2 separate regions of the Homo sapiens genome follow, and region 1 is linked to region 2. The links are chromatin loops, found by intact Hi-C in ENCODE. Cell type or tissue: HepG2. All regions are shown on one strand. Links, peaks and the distances in the headings refer to the core of each region. The heading gives the core; the rest is flanking DNA. Region 1 overlaps NALCN-AS1 (NALCN antisense RNA 1). Region 2 overlaps NALCN-AS1 (NALCN antisense RNA 1).

Region 1 (12,689 bases), core at 2,338-10,337, 74 kb before region 2:
TATCCATAATGCATAAAGGCTATATTGACATCTTAAATAATGATGTTATTATATTATAACTCACATACAGAAAAGTGAATAAAGCATAAGTGTACGGTTCATGAATTTCTACAAATTGAGCACACCTGTATAACCAGCACCCGGATTAAGGAACAAAGCATTACCAGACTCCCAGAAGCCTCCTGTCCCCTTTCCAGTCACTCCCTGCTCCATTCCAAGGATAACCAGCATCCTGACCCTTTTTTTTTTGATACACAGTTTTGCTCTGTTGCCCAGGCAGGAGTGCAGTGGTGAAATCTCAGCATACTGCAACTTCTACCTCATGAGTTCAAGCGATTCTCGTACCTCAGCCTTCCAAGTAGCTGGGACGACAGGCATACACCACCATGCCAGGCTAATTTTTATAGTTTTAGTAGAGACAGGGTCTTGCCTTGTTCACCAGGCTGGTCTTGAACTCCTGGCCTTAGGTGATCCACCTGCCTTAGCCTCCCAGAGTGCTGGGATTACAAGTGTGAACCACCATGCCTGGCCCATCCTGACTTTTAATACTATTGACTAGTTTGCTTATTTTTGAATTTTATCTTGTGAAATAAGTTCACAGTGCCCTAGTTACCAACTTCTCTGAGTCTGGTGAGACAGAGCACCCCCCACACACAACAAATTACATAGAGCAGGTTCATTACTCACAGATAGGCAGCAAGGGACGACAGAAGCCTAGGATCCACCATAAGCCATTCCCCTCAAGCTCTGGAAAGCTGCCCAGGACAGATGGAATCTTGACTGTGCATGACCCATTTCTATTACAGCTGAGGGACCCTGAAAAGCAGTCTGCCGTGGGCTTTGTACCTAAGGTTTTATGCCCCGGGGAAATGTGAATTGCTGGGCTAAAGTGTTGAAGGACATCTTGTTTCTAGGGTAGGGGCGTGAATAGAGTCTGGGCTGTTCTCGCCAGCTCCCCCTTCCCAGCACATTCTACAGCTGTTCTTGAGAACTACAAGTGAGAATGGGGGTAGGGGTGAGAGGTGGGGGAGAACTGGGTCAGTTCAAGATCACAGGGAGGACTGTCCTGAGTATATAAATGAATCATATCATTTGACTTCTTTTGCTCAGCAATAGTTGGTGAGATTTGATGGTATCAACATTTTAAAGCAAATCTGTCAATTATACTTTTAAATATATCCAATGGAACCTAAATGCCATAGAGATTTGTTATACACTGTCATATTTTACAAATGTATACACAAAAAACCTTTCCTAAACATTGGGAAAATGTATATTTCATCTTTCTCCTTGGCCTGAATTTCTATTCTACTTCTCCCATAGAATTTTATCTAGTAAATATAATGGAATTTTATGCTTGAAAGTCTTTAGTACTCACTCCATTAAATTTGTTTGCAGTAAAATTATGTCTATTGATTAAAAATCTTGCTTTATTTCTTATGAATATCAGGCTTTTAGTGACAAGAAGTTTATTTTATATTTAGTTATAAGTTAAATTAGAATATAATTGATCAAAATAATATATTAATATATTAATATGGAATAATATATTACAAACTTTGATAAATAATAAACCTAAAACTATATTTTATTAGAATTGTTTCTTAATAGTTGTGATAGGCAAAATGCCAGCTACCCAATTATGTTTGTATCTTAGTATCTGGGACCTGTGAATATGTTCAGTTATATGGCATAGGGGAATTAGGGTTTAGAAGGAATCAAAGTTGCCAGTCAACTGAACTTGAGATGAGGCTGGGTTGTCTAGGTGGGCCCAGTGTAATGACAAGGATGCTGATAAGTGGAAGAGGGAGAAAGAAGAGAGAGAACCAGAAAGACAGCAGCATGAGAAGGGCAGCCTCACGTTGCAGGCTTTGAAGGTGGAGGAATTAGGCCATGAGTCAAGGAGCATAGGCAGCCCCTATGCACTGGAAAAGGCAAGAAAATGGATTCTCCCCTAGAATCTCCAGAAGGAAGGCAGCTCTGCAGACACCGACATTGTGGCCTTCTGAAACCCATTTCAGACTGGCCCCCAGAAATGCAAGATGATCAATTTGCATTGTTTTAAGGCACTCAGTTTGTCATAATTTGTTATTACAGCAATAGGAAGTGAATTTGATAGTTCAATATGGTCTATTACTAAAATGAGATAGGGCACAGCATCCATTTTATTTTTAATTCATTTAATAGGAAGTGGAAAATAAAATATTTTATGTGATAAACTGGCATGAGGAGAGACTATGGTCGGAAAAAAATTTTATTATTTAAGTGTCTTGCTGATCTGCAAGAAATCATATTAATGTTTTATCAGTGAGTTTGTAAGGAATATGTCAAAAATTTATTCCCAGAAAAATTCTGTTTATATTATTTATTTTTATAGACAGGGTCTTGCTTCATTGCCCAGGCTGGTCTGCAGTGGTGTGATCATGGCTCACTGCAGCCTCGAACTCCTGGACTCAAGCAATCCTCCCACCTCAGCCATCCAAGTCGTTGGGACTACAGGCACGTGCCGCCATGCCTGGCTAATCTTAAAAAAAAAAAAATTTGTAGAGATGAGATCTTACATTACCCAGGCTGGTCTCAAACTCATGGCTTCAAGCAATCCTCCTATGACAGCCTCTCAAATTCCGGGATTACAGGCGTGTGTCCTGCAACCAGCCTTTGGTTACACTAAAAAACAACAACAACAACAAAACCAAAACAAAACAAAAACATCACTGACTCTTACTGCTTATGCTATTTGAAAGTTTTTTCTTTCTGGCTGTTAAAATATCGTAGGCATGAGTATTGAGAGCAGCTGAAAATAATTGTTTATGTTTAAAAATATTATAATGAAAAAAGGTACTTCTTGCATTCAATGTTTCTTGTAAATGCTCTCTTCACTTTGCTCTTTTGAGGACTCTTCGAGATTGGAATATCCTTTCACAATGGTTCAGAATGATGTGGCAATGGAGATAAAAGTTTTTACTCCACCATTTCACTCCACTCTAAACTGAAATCAGGACATCCCAACAGGGCTCAACATTTCTACTTTCTTACAAGATAATAGTTGACAGAAATGTGTGTAATGCAGGAAAGAAATTGGATCCTATCAGGGTGTCCTATGACATGATTAACCATTAAAGACAGCTCCTCTTTTGCCACCTGGAGGGCTTTTGGTTGGGTAACCACCCTGGTGGGACAGCTGCAGTCAGCAGTTCTCTAGAGAAGGCAGGCAGCCCATGAGACTTTAAGAACAAATACCCACAGCAGCTGGGGGTGGCTTCACCAGGCTGAAAAAGGGTCTGGGTGGAGTCCCAAGTGTCTACTATACTCTGTGTCTTATAAACTGGATATAAGTAGTTGATTTTGTGTTTGTGTGTGCATGTGTTTTAATGTTAAATTGAATATTCCTTTTAATATGCTGTAGGGAAGGAAAAAATTTTCCTCTACCCTCTTAAGTTTAGTGATGGGGACCCGTGAATTAAAGAAACAAAAGACACAATTTGTATTAATAGTTACGTGTATGGGAGTTGAGAGAAGAGAAGTAAAACTCAAAGAAGGGGTCAGACACTAGGCCTGAATATCATTTTGATAAAGGAAAGGGGCTTTGGGCTTAAAGGGATAACAAATTGTAGGGAAATGACGAGGAAATATATGGAGGGAAACAAATGGAAGAAAAGGGTTATTTTAGTAAGTTGTGTTTATGCAGACTCATCTCGGTGCCACCTCTCCATCTCAGGGGATAAGAGTCACTCTCCTCTTCCTGGGACAGAAGAGGGGGACACCTTTACAAAGGGAAATGTATGCCCTATTTTTAGGTGGATGGGGGATGGCAGAGAACTCCCTGCACCTGTTCATTCTCAATTGCCTTCAGCTCAAAATAATTTTTATGCCAAAATGGCATGTTTTGGGGTGGCAAGTCCTGATCCCCTTCACCAATTTAACCTAACCTCCCCCTCACCTCTCATAGATTCCATCAGCAAATCCTGTCATCTTTTGCAAAATATCTTCCCAGTTCTGTAAGTTGTCACTGCTTCTACAAATACCACCCTAATCCAAGTCCCCATCACATTGCCTAGACTAAGAAAATAGCCTCCAAGTTGACCAACCTATATTGCTCTCCAGCCCCTAACTCTGCCTTTTCTCTCTCTAAAACCTAAATTTGAGATTATCTAACATACCTATTGGTTGATGGTCTGTTTCCTTACTAAAGTGTAAGCTTCATGACAGCCATCAATAGTGGTGTCTCTAGTGCCTATAATAATGCCAGCCACAAAGTATACACATCATCAACACAAGGTTGAACTGATAGTTTGACTGTGTCCCCACCCAAATCTCATCTTGAATTGTAACTCCCACCATTCCCACGTGTTGTGGGAGGAACCTGGTGGGAAGTAATTGAATCATGGGGGCGCTTCTTTCCCTTGCTATTCTTTTGATAGTGAATAAGTCTCACGAGATCTGATGGTTTTAAAAATGGGAGTTTCCCTGCACAAGCTCTCTTCCCTTGCCGCCATGTGAGACATGCCTTTCACCTTCCACCATGATTGTGAGGCCTCCCCAGCTATGTGGAACTGTAAGTCCTTTATACCTCTTTCTTTTGTAAATTGCCCAGTCTTGGGTATGTGTGAAAATGGACTAATACATGAACTAAGTCCCTTAGTTATATTTATGGAATTCACTGGTATGTTTGGGTTTATTCTTATTTTCTTAATTTGTGTTCTCCTACTGGGCTTTCTAGTTGCCTTTAATTAGTGGTTCATTTTTCCACTTTTACTTTCTGTAAGTTGGAAATGTACATATTTTATATCAAATACTTAAATACTTAACATGGTCTAGAATTAATAATTACCTAGAAATTATCTAGAATTAATAAGCTTTGTCTGCAATTATCTTTTTCCTCTGCTTTCCTCAGTCCCACTGAGAAGAAAAACTTTACTGACCTTTTAGTTTTCCCTACTTAAAATCTCACCTGCTTCCATTGCTTTTAACATTGCATGGGATGTCAAAACATAAAGCTTAAACATTTACTACTTATTTTAATGTAAAAATAAATTTTACTATTGTGTTTATAGCTCATTGCATTATACCTGTCATCTCTTCCTTCTGGAACCGTCCCTCCCACTGCCCCATAATTTTCAGTAATTCTTCCAAGGAGGATCATTGGATAGTAAATTTTATGGGATTTTACGTATCTGCAAATGTCTTTATCTTAATTTTAGAAAGTTTTATAATTTCAACTTTTATTTTGGATATAGGGGTACATGTGCAGGTTTGTTACATGGGTAAATTTAGTGATGCTGAAGTTTTGGGGACAAATGATCCCCTTACCCAAGTAGTGAACATAGTACCTAATAGGTAGTTTTTCAGCCCTTGGCCCCCTTCATCTCTCCCCCCTCTAGTAGTCCCCAGTGTTTATTGTTCTCATCTTTATGTCTGTGTGTACCCGATGCTTAGCTCCCACTTATAAATGAGAACACATGGTATTTGGTCTTCTGTTCCTGTGTTTACTTAGGATAATGGAGGTTGCTGCAAGAGACATGATTTCATTATTTTTATGGCTGCACGGTATTCCATGGTGTATATGTACCACATTTCCTTTATCCAGTCCACCGTTGATGAGCATCCAGGTTAATTCCATGTTTTTGCTATTGTGAATAGTGCCGCAGTGAACATACGTGCGCATGTGTCTTTTTGGTAAAAAGACTTATTTTTCCTTTGGGCATATACCCAATAGTGGGATTGCTGAGTCTAATGGTAGCTCTGTTTTAAGTTATTTGAGAAATCTCCAAACTGCTTTCTACAGTGGCTGAACTAATTTACATTCCCACCATTGGTGTATAAGCATTCCCTTTTCTCCGCAACCTCGCCAGCATCTGTTAGTTTTTGAATGTCTTTATTTTAAAGCAGGTGTCAGCAAGCCCTTTTAAATGGTCCAAATAGTAAGTATTTTAGACTTGTGGCCATATGGTCTCAGTTGTAATTATTCAGCTCTGCCAAGGTAGTGCAAAAGCAGCCACAAATGATACCTACATAAATAATGGGTGTGACTGTATTCCAAAACAATTTGTAAAAATGGGGCTGGTCCATTGGCTATAGTTTGCCGACTTCAATTTTAAAAGATAGCTTGTCTGGCTAGAACATTTTAGGTTCAAAATTATTTTCCTTTAGATATTGAAGATAATTGCTCCAAGGTCTCCCTGTGCCCATGGTTATTGTCAAGAAGGCTGAGGTCAATCAGATTTTTTTTTTTTTTTTTTTGAGATGGAGTCTCACTCTTGTCACCCAGGCTAGAGTGCAATGGCTCACTGAAACCTCCACCTTCTGAGTTCAAGCGATTCTCATACCTCAGCCTCCCAAGTAGCTGGGATTTCTGGTGCCCACCACCACACCTGGCTAATTTTTGTATTTTTAGTAGAGACGGGTTTTCAGCATGTTGGTCAGGCTGTTCTCGAACTCCTGGTCTCAGGTGATCCACCCATCTCAGCCTCCCAGAGTGCTGGGATTACAGGCATGAGCCACCATGCCTGACCATATTATTTTTCTTTTGTCAATAACCAGTTTATTCTTCCCCAGAAGATTTTAAGGATTTTCTTTTTATTTTAATGTTGAAGTTTCTTCATGGATTTTCAACTGTCAACTCCCAAAATATCTATCAAAATAACCTTTTGATAAAGCAAAGCTAAGTTTATTAAACTTACTGTAAGGGAGACCATCACTTTGAGACCTTAGCAATGGCTCAAAGGGAGAAGTAAGGAGAGGATATTTATAGCATTTTGGTGTCTGAGCTCATGAGATTTGAGGCAGTTCTTTCAAGCTGGGGAATTGACTGGGATGAGCAAAGTTCGTAACTGATAGTTTAGGATTGTGGCCACAGTGAAGCTAGGGGCTCAAAGCAAATATTTATAAGTAAACTGTTTGATAAAAGAGCTCTTTGCCCAGATGAAAACATGGCTGTCCTGTGAGGAAAACTGGCCAGATGCACAAACTATTTGCCCAGACAAACTGGTTTGCAGGAATTTCCTAAAGTAAATAGCAGTTATTTATTGGTTTACAGCTTTATCTTTCTGGGCAAGGATTTCCTGGAGCAAATAATTAAGTTATGTTGAAACAGGTGGTCTTTGTCCTTGGTCCTAATATTTAAGCCATGTGGATGCAAATGTTCTCTCTTCTCAACTGTGTCTGGATAATTTTAAAAATATTTATCCTGCTGGGTATTGATGGCTTCTTTCAGAGACCTCATGTCTTACTTCGATTCTGTACATTTCTAATCAACTATTTCTTAAAATTTTATTTACTTTTAATTTCTCCAGGCTCTTCTTTTGTAACTCCTATTACATGGATGCTGGAACTAGATTTATTCTACAAATCTCTTAATTTTTGTGTCATTTTGAGCAAATTCCATGGTTCCATTTTCCAATCTATTTGCCTCTCAGCTGTGCTTATTTTGTTTTTCACCCACGTACTAGGTTTTTAAGTTTCAACAATTAAAATGTTCATCCAATAGTTTTGATTGGTTCTTTTTTCTTTGAGATGGGGTCTTGCTCTGTTGCCCATACCGGTCTTGAACTCCTGGGTTCAAGCGATCCTCCTGCCTTGACCTACCAAAGTGCTGAGATTACAGGCATGAGCCACCACGCCCAGACTCTTTCTATTCTTGTGATCGCACACATTATGTCCTTAAATATTTAAAGATATTTTATATGTGCATGTACACACACACACACACACACACACTTACACACACACTGCTTCTATTCACCAACCTACTTCTTTAATGAAAGTTTTTCCTTTTTCACTTATTTCTATCTTCTGATGCTGGATCTGCTGGAATATTTGATTCTGCTTATGTAAATCAATGCCAAGTTTCCCTGTTAGAAGATCTGCTATAATAGTTCACGCAGATGATTGAGATGGGGTGGGAACTGCCATTGTTGCTGCTGCTTTACACTGGCTTTAGTGAGCCTGGCAGAGGCTCCTGTGGTGTGTAAGGAGATGACATCTCACAGTGGGTCTTTAAGGCATATCTGGGGCATTGCGCTGCGTCTCTTGCTCCCAGAGTTCCTGTACCTGCTGCTCTGGGGAAGGCAGGCATATCTGGGGCATTGCGCTGCGTCTCTTGCTCCCAGAGTTCCTGTACCTGCTGCTCTGGGGAAGGCATACACTTGCATCCATGGGTGCAGGTGCCCTGCCCGGAGGCTGCCCTACCACGCTGCGCTCACCTTGGCCACTCTGAGTTCCTCCTCCTCTTTCTGGATCCCCCCTTCTTGGTCGGGGGCACCCCTTGAGGCTCACAGCAGAATTCTCCCACTCCCAGCTAGGCTGCAGTTTTTCTTCTTTATGCCTGCCTACTTTCCAATTTTAAGAGATTCTGGGCCGAGCACAGTGGCTCACGCCTGTAATCTCAGCACTTCGGGAGGCCGATGTGGGCAGATCACAGGGTTAGGAGTTTGAGACCAGCCTGGACAACATAGTGAAACCCCGTCTCTACTAAAAGTACAAAATGTAGCAGCCGGGCATGGTAGCATGCGCCTGTTGTCCCAGCTACTCGCGAGATGGAGGCAGGAGAATTGCTTGAACCTGGGAGGCGGAGGTTTCAGTGAGCCGAGAAGGTGCCACTGCACTCTAGCTTGGGCAACAAAGCTAGACTTCATCTCAAAAAGAAAAAAAGAGATTCTGTATCGTTCTGGTTCATCCAGAGTTTGTGTTCTTCTTTCCAATCATGACTATGCCCTTACGTGTTTACTTTTTTATATCTTTTTAATGATTTCTATGAATGTCATGTAGGAGGGATTAGTAATCTGTTTTGGAACATTTTTTTTAAATGTCAAATGAAAATAAACTCCAAGCCACCATCTTACATCATTGGCAAAAAATTCAGTCATTTGGGGGTACCCCATTATATAGAAAGGTCCTGGGGTATCATAAGCAGGAATAGTTATCCTGGAAGCTGACCTCTAGCCTGACCTGGTTACCTGTGAGAAACCCATCACCAAGGCCCATTGCTAGTTTTGCACCTTCTTTGCCATCATGGATCCAGAAATCTCTGCCAAAGCAGTGTCCTGGGCTGGGACTCCGATCGCTGTCTATACAACAAGCAGCCATTTCCCCTAAGGTCTGGCCACCATCCTTGGCCATTTTGAGGGACTTAGTGGGTTAGAAGTTCCTGTGCTTACCCCTGTTCTAGTTTTCTAGTATGGTGGACTCTCCCTTATATATGGTCATTCCTTTTATGTCCCCTCTCCCTTTTCCAAACACCAATTGTTTTCCTTTCTGTCCTCAGGATGTAATCTCCAAAAGAGTGATAGGATTTGAGAACTATCTACTTCTGATTCTATTCATGGGGGAAGAAAGCACAAAGGCTTATCTTGGAGTGGGCAAGGAAAAATCCAGAGAATAAACCACAAGTAGCTTTCATTATCAGCTGAGTTATCAGCCTAAACGCCTAGAGGTGTCCTTTCCATGGGCCGTCTCCACATGGGCTGGTTTGGGCTTCCTCACTGTGGCTGGGTTCTAAGCACTGGCGTCCCAAGACAGCAAGGCAGGAGTGTGTGGCATTTTTAAGAACTAGCCTTGGAAGTTCATAGTCGCTTCACTTATTATACTGGTGACAGCAGCCCAAGTTTTGTCCAGATTCGAGAAGAGAGGACTGAGACTACCACCACAAGAAAAGTGTCAAGGTGATGTTGCCAGAAGGGCAAGTGGGATGGGGCAGGTTGTGGCGGTGATGTTTGGAAGACATAATGTGACACAATCTGCCCTTTGGCCACCACGGTTCACATTCTTCTACATGTAAAATATATTATCTCCCTTCCCCAAGAACCCTCATATTAGTTCTTTTACAGCATTGTCAAGGGGGTGCCTTGAGCAGGGGAGCTTTCATCTGCCACATAAATCATCACCTTCTTCCTGAACCTTACCAAAATAAACGAGCAGGCCTCTCTGCACATGGCAGCTTCAAGATAAAGCCTTTTGTCTCCATTGGCAGCTCCAGATAGGTCTCGAAATAAACCCGCAATCCAATTAAAACCAGTGTGCCTGCTCTGTAAGTGTGATGTCAGGACTCACGTCTAGTCCTTTCTTTCAGCCACTTTGTTCCTTCTGTAGACATTCTGGAGCTGCCGTTGCACAGCGGTGAAAACAGGCCCAACTTCATATGTCAATATCATCTTTCAACACGTTATACACTGGAAACAGAAATGTTAACTTGGGTTTCTGTGAGTGATGAGATTGTTGGTAATTTTTTTATTTTCTTTTTTCTAATGTCCTAAACATTCTTCTTTCTTTTCTTTCTTCTTTTTCTTTCTTTCTTTTTTTTTTGTTTTTTGTTTTTTTGAGACAGGGTCTTGCTCTCTCACTCAGGCCGAAGTGCCGTGGTGCGATCACAGCTCACTGCAACCTCGACTCCCCACGCTCAAGCAATCCTCCCATCTCAGACTACTGAGTAGCTGGGACCACAGGCATGTGCCATCACATCCAGCTAATTTTTGTATTTTTTGTAGAGACAGGGGTCTCACCATGTTAGCCAGGCTCGTCTTGAACTCCTGGGCTCAAACTATCTGCCAGCCTCAGCTTCCCAAAATGTTGGGAGTACAGGCATGAGCCACCAGGCCTGGCTCTAAACGTTCTAAATTTTTAATTTTCTATGACAAACACTGAGTGTAGAAAACCACCTATAGACACCCTCTGCGTCAGACACCCCAGATTGTCCATCCAACACCAGCCTCCCTCCTTTATCTTTCCTCCTCACCTATTTCTGTTCTCTGGGACTCAGGGACTTAGCCGTATATGCTCTCTGTTCCCCTGCCCTCTGGCGTTGGGTTGGTTTAGCCAGGCAGGAGATCAATGGCCAGAAGGAGAGAACAATCGGGGTATTTCTTTACCTGCTTCTTCTGTGCTGTGGCTCTGGTGGCGACCACATCCTCCAAGGACAGCTCCTGCTGAGCAACCTGCCCTCAAGGCGCTAGGTTTCCTTGGGTTCAATTATGCCGTTTTCTATCTTTTCCTCTTTAGGCCAAAGGGTGGTAAGTGTTTCTCACTGTTGCTCTTCCTGAGTGTCTTTATATCCCTAATTGGCACCCTGCAGTGCTGCCCATCCTCTGTAAGCAATTCCGATATTCAATTCTCTCCATAACTGAAGCTGAGTGGTCTGTTTCCCTGCAAGCCCCTGGCTGACTCACCACTGAGGAGCTGTGGGATATTGCACAAGTCCCTCCCCTCATGAGCTTCTACTTCTCCATTTTAAAAGGGTGGATTTGGACTAGACTGGTGTTTATTAAGTTTTATGTTAATTAAAGTGTTCTTTAAAAAAGGAGTTCCCAAGGATCTAGAACTAGAAATGCTATTTGACCCAGCCATCTCATTACTGGGTCTATACCCAAAGGATTATAAATCATGCTGCTATAAAGACACATGTACACTTATGTTTATTGCAGCATTATTCACAATAGCAAAGACTTGGAACCAACCCAAATGTCCATCAATGATAGACTGGATTAAGAAACTATGGCACATATACACCATGGAATACTATGCAGCCATAAAAAAGAACACTGCATGTTCTCACTGACAGGTGGGAATTGAACAACGAGAACACTTGGACACAGAGTGGGGAACATCACACACCGGGGCCTGTCGTGGGGTTGGGGGAGGGATAGCATTAGGAGATATACCTAATGTAAATGACGAGTTAACGAGTGCAGCACACCAACATGGCACATGTATACATATGTAACAAACCTGCACGTTGTGCACATGTACCCTAGAACTTAAAGTATAATAAAAAATAAAAAATAAAATGGAGTTCCACTCTTGTGCACTGTTGGTGGGGATGTAAAACGGTGCAGCTATGGAAAAAAATGTGGTCGTTCCTCAAAAATTAAACATAGCATTACCAAAGCATCCAGAATTTCCACTTCTGAGTATATATCCAAAAGAATCGAGAGCAAGATCTCGCAGAGATATTTGTGCACCTGTGTTTGTAGCAGCATTATTCATAATAGCCAAGAGGTGGCAGCAAGTCAAACGTCCATCAGTGAATGAATGGATAAATAAAATGTAGTATATTCATACAATGGAATATTACTCAGCCTTAAAAAGGAAGGAAATTCTGACAAATGCTGTAACATGAATGAAACTTGAGGACGTTATGCTAAATAAAATAAACCAGTCATAAAAAGATAAATACTCTATGATTCCATGTGTGCGAGGTACCTAGAGTAGTAGAATTCATAGAAACAAAGTAGAATGGTAGTTGCCAGGGGTAGGGGAAGACATGCAGAGTTTTTGTTTAACAGATACAGAGTTTAAGTTTTGCAAGATGAAAAATTTCTGGAGATTGTTTTCACAACAATATAAATATGCTTATCACAACTATACACTTAAAAATGGTTAAGATGATAAATTTAATGTATATATATTTTCCCACAAAAACAAAAAAAAGTGTTCCATTCAAAAAAAGTTCTATAGTTACATCAGATTTGGAAAAGGTAGTTATACACATACCTTTTAAAGACTCACAGTATACAAGCCTCCTGAGAAGTGGTTGTTGGCTTTTTTTTTTTTTTCTTTGAGACAGAACCTCGTTCTGCTGCCCAGACTGAAGTACAGTGGCACGATCTCAGCTCACTTTAACCTCCACCTTCCGGGTTCAAGTGATTTCCAGCCATTTTTGTATTTTTAGTAGAGACAGGGTTTCACCATGTTGGCCA
Region 2 (12,689 bases), core at 2,353-10,352:
CTGCAGATGCAAATCTCTCCTGCAAAACACAGCTCTGCAAGATGACTTCTGCCTGCTGGCTCTCTGAACAGCCATCTCACAATATGTCAAAGAAATATTTTTTGGGGTAAAACATTTTGATTTCCTTCCGTATCTAAAACTGTACTCTACTGAGGCTAACATTCTTTTGATATTTCTTCCAGAAGGCTAAATTCCTGATCTGTAGCTTGTAGCAAGGGTCTTTAGGCAAGAACAAGGGAAAAAGGGGAGGTGCCTTTTGGTGTTAAGACTGAATGGTTTTGGTTAATTTAGTATAGTAATGTCAAAGAAAAATAGCACGGGACACTTGTGACAGGGGGCAAGGCAGACTTTACTCAGACTACTGCAGTAGGGGAGACAGACTCCAGGAGCAGCTGAGCTGAGCTGCAGCTAAAACAAAGGTGACTGAGATTTTTAAAGAGAGAACAGAAAGGGAACGAAAGGGGGCTCTAGAGAAATTAAAGACAGAACAAAAAAGAGACCTGGGGGCGCTATGAGGAAATGGAAAATTTCAGAAAGGGTAAGTGGAGAATTATTGAAAGTGGTTTGGCAAAGTGGATTGGGATTACGGGCATTTTATGGTTTGGCAGCATTTTGTTTGCTTGAGCAAAAAATTCAGCATAGAAGGCTGGGGTCAGCTTTAGGGACACAACTTGGTACAGGTGGAGGCCAGGCTCAAATGTAGTCAGGTCTCTTGGCACGGTGTTCTGGTAAGTTCTTCGGGCCACATGGGAGGTCACAGTAACCAGTGGTAAGGGAGTGGAGGGGAGAGTGGAGCTCCCTGTAGGAGTACAGGAACAGTGTTTCAGGATTTTGAAATGACCGATTATCCTGAGGGTAAAAACATTCGTCTCCTGTCCATGTCAAGGATATGGACAATTATCCAGGGCTTTCTAATCCAACCAATACAAATATTTTAAATATAAAGGTATTTGAAATTGAGGAACAAGCTGGGCGCTGTGGCTCCTGCCTATAACCCCAGAACTTTGAGAGGCCAGGGCAGGCGGATCGCTTGAGGTCAGGAGTTCGAGACCAGCCTGACCAACATGGTGAAACCCCGTCTCTACAGAAAAATATAAAAATTAGCTGGGCATGGTGGCATGCATCTGTAATCCCAGCTACTCGGGAGGCTGAGGCACGAGAATTGCTTGAACCCTGGAGGTGGAGGCTTCAGTTAGCCAAGATCGTGCCACTGCACTCTAGCTTAGACAACAGAGTGAGACTCTGTCTCAATAAATAAATAATAAAAAATAAAATTGAGGAACCAGCAGGGTGTGGTGGCTCACACCTGTAACCCCAGCACTTTGGGAGGCAGAGGCAGGAGGATCATTTGAGCCCAGGAGTTTGAGACCAGTCTATGTAACATAGTGAGACCCTGCTTCTACAAGGAAATTTAAAAATTAGTTGGGCATGGTGGCACAGGCCTGTGATCCCAGCCACTCAGGAGGCTAAGGTGGAAGGATCATTTGTGCCCAGGTGGTTGAGGCTGGAGTGAGCCCAGATCATGCCACTGCACTCCAGCCTGAGTGACGGAGACTTTGTCTCACAAAAGAAAAATAAATAAAATTGAGGAAGCAAAGTCTTTAAAAAACCAACTTCTTAATCATTAATGAACCAATCTTTATATTTCATTATGTGATTGCTCTGATCCGTCCCGGAGGGCCTACGATGGTGAAAATGTTCATATTAATACCATTTTACCTGTACTGAGTGATATGGGGGATGCAGCTTCTCTTTTGACTTGAGAGTTCTCAGATGGTTGCCTTGGTAATCAGGTCACCTCTCACCACGGTGCTGAGTCATTTAACAAATTGGAGGGTGTCAACCCTGATTGTTTCCCAGACTTCCCTATTCCCAAGGGCACTGGGATGGGTTCTGTCACCCAGACCCAGATTCCCACAAGATTTCCTGCCCTGCCCTGCACACCTTTGCTCCTACACAGGCTCTGCTTTTCCCCGTCCCCGGAGTGTTCTCAGGATGAGGTTGAGGGATCCAACATCCAAAGACTCAGGGCCTTCTACCTTTCCTGACTCACTTCTCACTGCTCCCCTTGGGGCCCCCCACTTTGTTTTCGGGTTGGCCAAGTGGTTGATACCTGAGAGCCCATCAGGAAGTCTAGATGGTTATATTAACCGTGCCTTTTTCTTTTATGTATTTTTGAAGTTTTGACATCTTGGGGGCCTTGCTAACCTTAGAGATGTCAGAGGCTTGTAAACCAGAGCAACTCCATCTTGAGTAGGGGCTGGGTAAAATGAGGCTGAGACCTACTGGGCTGCATTCTGAAATGGTTAAGGCATTCTAAGTCATAGGATGAGATAGGAGGTCGTCACAAGATACAGGTCATAAAGACCTTGCTGATAAAACAGCTTGCAGTGAAGAAGCCGGCCAAAACCAAAATCAAGATGGCGACAAGAGTGACCTCTGGTTGCACGACCCGTATTGTTACCCTCCCACCAGTGGCATGACAATTTACAAAAGCTGGCAATGTCAGGAAGTTACCCTGTATGGTCTATAAAATGAGAGGCATGAATAAGCCACCCCTTGTTTAGCTTATCAGCAAGAAATAACCATAAAAATGGGCAACCAGTAGCCCTCGGGGCTGCTCTATCTAAGGAGCAGCCATTCTTCTATTCCTTTACTTTCTTTCTTCTCCCCCCTCCCTCAGACGGAGTCTTGTTCTGTCGCCCAGGCTGGAGTGCAATGGCGTGATCTCTGCTTACTGCAACCTGGGTTCAAGCAATTCTCCTGCCTCAGCCTCCTGAGTAGCTGGGATTACAGGCCTATGCCACCAGCCTGGCTGCTTTTTGTATTTTTAATAGAGACGGGTTTAACCATGTTGGCCAGGCTGGTCTTGAACTGACCTGGTGATCCCTCTGCCTCGGCCTCCCACAGCGCTGGGATTACAGGCATGAGCCACCGCATCTGGCCCTATTCCTTTACTTTCTCAATAAACTTGCTTTCACTTCACTCTACAGACTGGCTGTGAATTCTTTCTTGCGTGAGATTCAAGAACCCTCTCTTGGGGTCTGTATCGGGACACCTTTCCTATAACAGACACTGACACTGCCTCTCCTAGGGTGAGCCAGTTCCTAGAGATGGTAAATGACTCACCTGTGAATGCACCTTCCATAGGCCAACCAACCAATCCAGAGCCCACACCCCACACCTGAGCTCTCACACTGCAGGTCACTGTGCCCTCATCACCCAGGGCCAGGTAGTGGACTAACCCCTGGGACCCACAGCCTGCTGAAAACAATTCAAACTAGCCAACCCTATGGCAGTTTACTCTGCCTTGCATGGTCCTTCCCTCAGGAAACACAATAAAGGCTCTTGCTCACGTTTTCCTCTCGCTCCTTCCATCTCCTAACCTGGGAGCTTTCTCGTGGGATCCCACATGGCATGATGGGCCCCCAGCTCTTGGGAACTGGGAGAATAACAATCTTTTCAATGATAATCTCCTAGTCTGTTGATTTTACCATATCTGAATAATAAAGATTAAACTAAAATATACGCACACACATTAGAAACACAAGGTGTTACTACTTCCCCTGAAAATATGGTGAGACTCACTCCCCTATCCCAAAGGAAACAAAATACTTCTCACTTCTTCCTCCTGAGTTGTTTCACCTCCATCCCTCCAGGGATCCAGGGAGAGTGAGGAGGGACTTCTTGTTAGAGGGACTTCTTGTTAGAGCAAGGAAATTCTATAAGTTTTGTCCCACCCTGAGATAAAGCCTAATGGTCTACCCTCATGCATTTCTATTTTCAAATCCTCTTTTTATTTATTAAGAATAGCATTGAACTTGGAGTTGGAGGCTGACCTGCCCTGTGTCCATCTGGCTTGGTGAGCTTTTTTGAGACCCAACTCCTCAGGGTCTTATTTTATGTCACTATTATATATAAGACTTTTAGATAGAATTTCCTAATTCCTGTGATTCTATTTCTTTTGGTTTTAAAATTTTATCAGAATCTCACGCGTTAAGGGACATGATTATGTTTCCTTCGGGAACAGAAGCTAAGCAAATGCAGTATTTATTTATCTTTGCAGATAGAGAGCGGTTGACAGAGGCTCTCCAGTCTGAATTCCAGGGAATTCTTAACTCAAGTGCTTGCTCTTGTTAGTTTCTATTTGTTACTATTAAAGAGGAGATTTTCCTTAATGATTTAATGGGAAGAAATCCTCTTAGTCAACAGGTCATCTGCTTTCACTGCCCACAACCACCCTGGCCCAGAGCTGGGGGCCTCTTAGCCTGGAACTACCAAAGACAAAAGCCTGTAAACCAATTTATCTGCCTCCAACCTCTCTGGGTCACCCTGTGTGTTGGTTTCCAGCAGTTGCTGGAGCACAGTACCACAAACCTGATGGCTTAAAACCACAAACATTTCTTTGTCACAGTTCTAGGGGATGGAAGTGTGAAGTCAGTGCTGGCGGGGTCTTGCTCCCTTTGAAACCTGCAGGGGAAGGTCCTTCCTTGCCTCTTCCAGCTCCTGGTGGCTCCAGGTGTTCCTCAGCTGGCGGCTGCATAACTTCAGCCTCTGCCTTTCTCTTCCCTCGGTCATCCTCTCCCCTTGTGTCTCTGAGGTCTTTCCACGACATTCTCCTCTTCTTATAAGGACACAGTCATTTTGGATTGTGGACCCACCCTGTTCCAGTATGACCTCAGCTTAACGAATTATATCTGCAATGACCCTGTTTCCAAGTAAGCTCACATTCACACTTGTGGGGGGTGAGGACTTCAGCATATCTTTTTGAGGGACACAGTTCAATCTGTAATAGCTTGCTTATAGTAATCTTCCTGCTTACTGTTGTTTTTCTCTGTGTCATTACTATAGAGAACACAAGGAAAGGACCTCGAGGTATTTATAACAAGAACTTACAAATAGAGGGGAGGGAAGTGTCCTCTGACCACTAAACTATACCTAATGGCTTAGTGCAGAGCGGTGTGAAGTCCACCAGAGAGTTGAGGCAGATCCTAATCTAAGACTCACCCGATGCAACCTGCTGCACACGGTGTCTGTGTAAGTGCTGTGGTGGGTTAGTCAGCCGAGGAAGCTGAGAAAAGGGAGAGCAGAGAGGACAGCAAAGGGGCACATCTTTTAGGCATCTGCAGGTCCCCAGACCGGGTCCTGGGAAGCTGGGTAGCCAAATAGTGAAGGGCTGGATGATCCTGGGTTTATATCCTTACTCTCTTCATAAGTTGTATAACTTTGAACAACTTACTTAACCTCTTTAAGCCTCAAATTCCTCATGGGAATGGTTAGACCTCCCTCCCTCTCTCCCTCTCTCCCTCTCTCCCTCTCTCCCTCTCTCCCTCTCTCCCTCTCTCTATCTCTTTCTCTCTCTCTCTCTTTCTCTCTTTCTCTCTTTCTTTTTTTGAGACAGGATCTCCCTCTATTGCCCAGGCTGGAGTGTAGTGGTGCAATCTTGGCTCACTGCAACCTCTGCCTCCTGGGCTCAAGTGATCCTCCCACCTCAGCTTCTGGAGTAGCTGGATCTACAGGCACATGCCACCACACCCAACTAATTTTTATATTTTTCTGTAGAGAGGGGGTTTTGCCATGATGCCCAAGCTGGGCTCAAACTCCTGTGCTCAAGCAGTCTGCCTGCCTTGGCTTTCCAAAATGCTGGGATGACAGGTGTGAGCCACTGCCCTTGGCCTAGACCTCCCTTTGATTGGTCGTGTATATAAAGCACTTAGGAGAGTGCCTGGTACCTACTAAGTGCTGGTAGATGGTGGTCATTGTAATAATGATTTTGCAGCAAGTATGCATTAGGACTCTTGGGCATACATAAGTGGTAGAATGAGTTTATCCAAAAGGCGGAATGTAATGGAGGAGAAATACACATACATCTAGTGTATATGTTGATTACTAAACCCAGCAATAGCGTTTATGTGACCATAATCTGGACAGGGGACCAGCTAGAATCAGGGTCTCCAATGTCACCAGGACTTTGCACTTCTGTGGATTATTTGGCATCTTATTTATAAAATTTTGTTGCCTGATTGGGTAAAACTAGGTACTTTCCAAATCTTGAGAAAGATCAAAGAGTTTTATCCTTTTCTCTGCAAGTAACTACCTATTCCTTCAGCAAAAGGAGAGAGGAGAAAATGAATATTACTGTCATCACTAAAATGGCTACAGTAACAAGAAGTTTAATGATTGAGAAGAAGTTAAAGTAAAACAGTCTCATGAAGTGCCTCTTTTCTCAGCATCACACAACAAAAGTTTCTTTACTTAGATATTTGATTCTTATTTACTATTTGCCTTGTTTTGCTCTCTGTGGCCAATTTGTCACTAGATTCTGAAGCTCTCAGTCATGTCTCTTTTGCTATTCTCATGGGTCCTGAAAATGGAACCCAGTGTTTTTTTCCCTTTGTTTCTTTGACCACACCGGGTTTTGTTTTGGATTATTTAACTGGGATATGTGGTAGAACGTTTCCACTGGAAAGATGAGAAAAGATAAACTACACCAAGACTTCTCTGTTTTCAATTTTGCTGTGACTTATTTCATCTTTGCTCAATATCATTTCTTGCTCTTGGTGAGAAGTGGAGCTCATAATAAATATAGTCTTGTGGGAAAATGATATAACATTATGAAGCCCAAACCAGGGGACACAGTCATCGTGCAAGTCACTGTATGAAAAGCATTCTTAGCTTTGGTTTTCATTCCCTTTAGGCAGTTTCTGGAGGAGATAGGCTATTCTATTCTAAAATTATGTGCCTAATACTGTCATTTTATTTCTTGAGAAGATTTTTGTGTATATTAGTATAATATGTAAAAATACAATATAATAAACACAAACATAATGTATAAATGTAATATGCATGAATGCAGACATGAATGCAAGTTTAGTAACTCACACTTTAATAGGAAGACCTAGGACCCTAAAGAAATGATAGCTTTTGTCAACATCATTGTTCCCCCAGCTGCTTTGGGGCTTTGTCATATTTTTATACAAAGCCCTATTGTGCCTACTGCCCTTCTGACCGTTCAAGGTTCATTGTTACCCTGACAGGAGCTGTGGAGGGGATGGGGCGCATTCATTCCTTTCTTTGTTTGGACCAGACTCTGTCCAATTGTGAGTGGAGACTGAATGGCTTAGGTGCAATTAGTTGGCTTCTGTGTTTGCAGACCAAGAAAACGCTAAGCTTTTAGCTCTGATGGTACCCAAAGAAAATCCTGTTGTTGGTACCAGTTTCTAGTAGCCTCACTTCCTTCTGGGGTTGAGTTATCTTAATTCATGTGGGATATAATAAGATGTCTTTGCATAGATTTTGATAGTGCTTGGAGCTGCAGCACTTAGACACCACCGGCTGTCGATGGTGTCAAATAAAAAAACAAATCCATATTTCAAAAGGATTACTGCAAAGTGGGAAGAAGAAAGGATAATTGCAATCGGGAGAAAGCTATGACCATAAGGTTGGCAGGCAGCTCAAGAGAGAGGCAGAATGGGATTTCTTTTACAGAGAGGAATAAACAAGGCTGGAAGGAACTGGGTATGGGAAGTGGTAGGCTAGTGGATGAGAGAACGTCCTACTCTGAGGTCAGCCTGTTCTTAGGGGTGGCTCTGTGCTGCTCAGGCTGAGGGTGGGTCAAAGTTCCTGTGGAAGGCGAGCAGCTTGACCCAAGCTTGGTTAAAAAGCATTTTGTTCCGCTTGATTCATGAGGACAAGCAGTTCAGCTGATCTTTTGTGAGGCCAAGAATGGGACCTGGTGTGTCTGTGTCATCTCATCCTAGGTAAAACAAAGGGAACACTCATGAGTCTTCTTTAAGTCCTGTGGGGATAGGGAGTTCTTTGCAGGCAGCTGTTTTCTGGAACACAAGAAAGTAAGGGGATTTCTTAACCGTCCCTGTTTTGCAGGATCAGTGGGCTCAGGTAAAATTCAACGTTGTCAATGGTTATGCTTAGAAGTTGTCAAACTAAATAACAGAGCGTGATTCTCCAAAAGAAAAGATGTTTATTTGGGAAGAGAGCATTGCAACGGGAATATGAATGCCGTAATATACTATGTATGTATTCAGGGAGGTAGAAGAAGAAAAAGGCTTTGAAAGGAAAAAATGAAGAGGATTACATCATTGTTTTGAAATAATTATTCTTGGCTACAAGGATCAACAGGGGTGATGCCAGTGTGGGGTTAGACAGGCAGCTACTGGGCAGATGTCTTTCCAGTAGTATTTTTGTGAGTATGGTTGTGATGGTCTTTGTGCAAGGTTGTGGCTTTTGTAGTCTTTTTTTTAAATTTCAACTTTAAAATTTTAGATTCAGGGGGTAAACACACCGGTGTGTTTCATGGGTATATTGTGTGATGCTGAGGTTTGGAGTGTGACTGATCCTGTCATCCAGGTAGTAAGCATAATACCCAGGTCTTTTTCATTATCAGGACTGCTAGCAGGAGAACCCTTTCTTCATGGCCTTGCCTGGCTCTATTTGTCAGGATTTATTTTAGCATTAGTGGCTCCATTTTGATTCAGACACCTTTCACAAAGTGAACGGGTGTCTTTATACATGGCAGGGTGCCAAGTCATGCTCCAGCTTCCCTGGGAGAAGGTGGGTTCCCATCAGCAGTGGCAGACTGATGACACATAGCACAGAGACACCGAGAGAGAATCTCTTTCCAAAGGAGGAACCAGTTTATTTAGGGAGAAAAATTGCTTTGGAAAGAGAAAAACTCTCTCGCCTGAAACCCAAGAAAGGAACATACCAAAACCTTCTGTTGTTTGCTAAATAAGAGCAAAGTTGTGTATAATAAGGCAATTTTAACAGGGAATTATCAGCAGGACATAAATGGACGGTGGGTGGGGTTTCTAATGGGTATCATGGAAGACAGATTTTCTTTGCATTAAAATTTGGTCTTGTTTTGTATTGTTTAATTATGATCATTTCAGATCCACAGTCACTTGAGTTCTTGTAAATAAATCCAGGCTCTTTTGTGTATACTCTAACAGTGGTGGTTCGTTGCTCTATCCTGCCCTGCCGTGGCTTTGTTATATCACAAAATCCAGCAAGAATTTATCTTGCTGCTAATAAAATCAGAAGATGGCCCAGAAGAAGAAGACAAGGATTTTGTCTTCTTTGAGGTTGCCCCATCTCTAACCAGTGACAGAAATGGCAGACCCAATTTAGGTCACCTTCTACCATGTCTCTTAGGATTTGTGCCTGCAGCATCATAAACAAAAGTGGCACATGGAAATGACAAAGACAGCCTGACACAGTCCTTTTGATATACGTGTATTGTTTGTGCTCTATGTTCATGCAATTACGTAAGATATTTATTTCATAAGGAGGACTTTTGAGACTCTAGTGTAGATGTTGATTACTAAGCCTTGACTATCTGTACTTGAAAATAAACTTAATATAAATTTTAATCTATCTTTTATGTTTACATGCATCATAGAGTGATTTTTACATGCAAGATTTTGGTAAAATTGGATGGGATCTTTATTCTGGAGTCTCTGTGTGGCTATAAAAGACATTTTCTCTTTTCCTTTTTTTTTTTTTTTGCCTGGTATGTTGAATCTTTCATATCCCTTAGCTTCAGTATACATGAATTGATGATTGAATAAATTAAGGATAAGCACACTGTTCTGTTCTTCTAAAACCTTTATTTATTGCTGTGATTTATCTGACAATTTACATAAAGTGCTAGTTAGTACAGCTGAAATTATTAATTCTTCAGAGAATGAGATGTTCAACTGTTTCCACAGCTCCAGGCAAATTTTCCACATTGATATGCAGGAATTACACAGACCACAACTCGTTTTTTGAATTAAAATGCATCATTGATGCTAATTTTAAGGAAGTCTGTATATTGTACTCCTATTTAACCAAACATCACATTTCCTCATTAAAATATCAGCATCCATAATGAAGCACTTTGCATTATAATTTAAAATGTCCCACTATGTTGAATGCACATTTGAACATTTAAATGTAATTCTGCTAATGTACTGATTAATTTATGTTATTCTCTTCCACTCACGTGGCAGATTTTAATTGCAATTAGTTAGCTGCTGTCGGGTCTCGGCATGCTGAAGGCTGGGGGAAGTCCTGATCGGGGTAGAACAATTACCAGGACTTTTGAGCAGGGCTGGTATTAGAGGGAGCGAGCGAGAGCACCCATCAAAGTTGTGAATCTTAATTCTCCTGGTAATAGCTATGCTTGGGGGGCCAGCATTTGCTCTGAGGAAAAAGCCAAATAAATGGGAATTATCCGAGCACTATAATACAATTAAGCTGTCACAACAACTTTGGGGACTGATCTTTTGTACTCTTTCCACGTTCATCCCGGCGGCTTGGGGGCTGATGTAGCCGGGAACGTGCTCTCTCCGGCATCCTGGGCTTTTGATGTGTGTGATGTACAGCTGTAACAAGGCATGGGGTACAACACCCGCCTTTCACTCAATGTTGTTGAGCTACAGATTCATGTAATTAATTTTAAAAAGCCATTACTTTGATCTTCATAAATATGCCCAGGATTCAAATGGAAAACCTCAAGGGGAATTTTCTCAGGAGGATGATATGGCCAAAATGCAATTTCATTAGGGTCTACTACTTGTCCCTAAATGAGGCTGCCCCCACCGGCCCCAGCTTTTATTTCAGTGGCTGCTATTACCAGCTGCACTGCTATATTATGCAGAAAATCTGCTTGCTTACTCTGCAAACAAACTGCCTTGGTTCAATGAGCTATTCGTAATGTTATGCTAAGCTTTGTGATATATTGCTATAATTTGGTGTAAAGCACTTTTAGTTCTTACACTGGTTTTATTATGTTAAGTATAGGGCACTGGTGTTTAGAAATGAGATGAAAACATAATCCTTGAGGTATTCACTATTAGTGAGGCACAGAGGAGGGGGCTCTGGGCCCCTTGAACTTGGGTTCTAGTCCTACTTCTATCACTTCATGGTCTCTGTGAACCGCTGTGCTCTTAGCTCTCAGATGAGGATAGAATGAACAATTCCTAGCTCAGGTTTATTTTGTGGGTCACATTACAAACATGGGGAAAAGAGGTCTGTAAAATTAGAGCAGAATGTGCACCTAAGGCTTGATGTTATAGTAGCACCTTACTTTTGTTTTTTATTGGCATGACTTAAAATTCTGACAAAAATACTGTTGAGAGAGATGGAGCTCCAAACTGCCAGCCTCCTTCTTAAGTAAGTAATTTCTAAAAATCCTGGTAAGTAGTAGAATTGAGCAGTGACAGTATTAACTGTGGTTAAATTGTAGAATTTTTGGAAGAGATTATGAAAGCTGACTCTACCCTCATTCAATAAAATGCATCAACATTGCAGATGATCCCCAAATTTCAGTGGCTTAACACAGCAGAAGTATACTTCTAGCTCATGCTGCATGTTCCAGGGTCCACAGGGACCCAGGTGAATGGAGACCTAATTTTTTTTTTTTAAATTGTAGTAACACATGTGTGTTTCTGAGGCCTCCAAGATGGGGGAAAAAAGGGATTCCAGGGGGCTGGGAGATGTCCCCAAACACCAGTGGGGCCTCAACCCCAGTCGGTGTCCAGGCTCTTGACAGCATCTTGAGAAGGAATTCAAGGATGAATTGTAAAGTAGTGAAAGTATGGAGATTTATTGCAATGTGAAAGGTATACACTCAAGAAAGGGGAGTGCAGGAGTATTCAAGAGAAAGCCATGCTCAAGGGGGTTTGGGGCTGCTGCCTTTATGTGTTTGTTTAAACAAAGGAATATTCAGGACAATTCCTGGAAAAAGGTGGAGACTTCTTGGAACTGTGGTGCCACCCATTTTTACACCAAATACTGGTTTTCCCGGAATGGTCACAGCACTGGCTGTGTTTAATATATTAATATATTTAGCATATTAATGAGTGTATCACAAACTCCTAGGAGAAACCTAGGTCAAATCCAGTGCCATGTTGGGTCTAGTTGGTCTTAGTCTTAGCTTGGCCCACACCCTGGTTGTGCAGAGTCTTACAGCCTCAAGCTTCTGCAGCTACTTCAACAGTTTTCCTTTTGCTAATCAGGTTAAACTGCTGCTGGCAATTTTCTATTCTCCTGCAACCACCCTGAATGACCCCTGTCTCAGGGGGACACAGGCACAGGCCCTTACATGCTTACTCCTGGAAAGGATGCAAGAAACCTATGCTCACTTCTCATAGCCCAAGGGACATGCAAGGTATGTAACATGTTGGCAGACCCATCATCCTCTCATGTGCCACCTGCTCTGAGTTGCTGACAGAGCCTGAGGTTAGTTGCTGGAATCCCAGTCTCCTGTATTTGGATGGTGGGGTGACAGAGGAGGGGTCTTGAGGGGACAGCCTCTTCCCTTAGAGGCATTTCCTAGTGGTCTGATGCATTGGCCGAATTTCCTAGGAAGTCCCACAGACAGAATCAAGTGATGCTCCTAGAGCTTTGCAGATATCATCCATAGTCCCTGCCCTGAGATGGCTTATAGTGTATCCTAGTAGACTTCTGAAGAAGCCTGACTCTGACGTGCAGGACAACTAACAGCATAGCATCCTTAGCTCCTCCAGACTGTGTTAATTTCTTATGGCTGCTGGGAAAATTACCAAAAATGTGGTGGCTTAAACAATACAAATGTATTATCTTGTAGTTCTGCAGGTCGGCAGTCAGACATGGCTTAGAATTAGTGATGGCAGCCTCCTTGCTGTGGAGGCTCTAGGGAATCTGCT

What was found. Hi-C counts contacts between places; a loop is a spot of excess contacts. Peaks named below come from ENCODE experiments on the same cell type or tissue, not always from the same donor. Only the 100,000 strongest peaks of a DNase experiment are listed, where the experiment ranks them.
Region 1: a loop joins it to region 2, with 7 times the contacts of the local background. A loop is called at or near these places in 2 of 110 quality-filtered maps.

What each region holds. Positions count from the first base shown.
Region 1 is chr13:100,727,527-100,740,215 of GRCh38, forward strand. The region is part of intron 1 of NALCN-AS1 (NALCN antisense RNA 1); the gene reads left to right. Among named protein-coding and RNA genes, the nearest start is that of NALCN-AS1, 26 kb to the left of the region's middle. RefSeq lists an enhancer at 10,675-11,320. In HepG2, for the core only: no CTCF peak of the experiment used is centred there; a DNase peak (open chromatin) is centred at 6,935.
Region 2 is chr13:100,801,494-100,814,182 of GRCh38, forward strand. The region is part of intron 2 of NALCN-AS1 (NALCN antisense RNA 1); the gene reads left to right. Among named protein-coding and RNA genes, the nearest start is that of NALCN-AS1, 100 kb to the left of the region's middle. In HepG2, for the core only: no CTCF peak of the experiment used is centred there; a DNase peak (open chromatin) is centred at 7,038.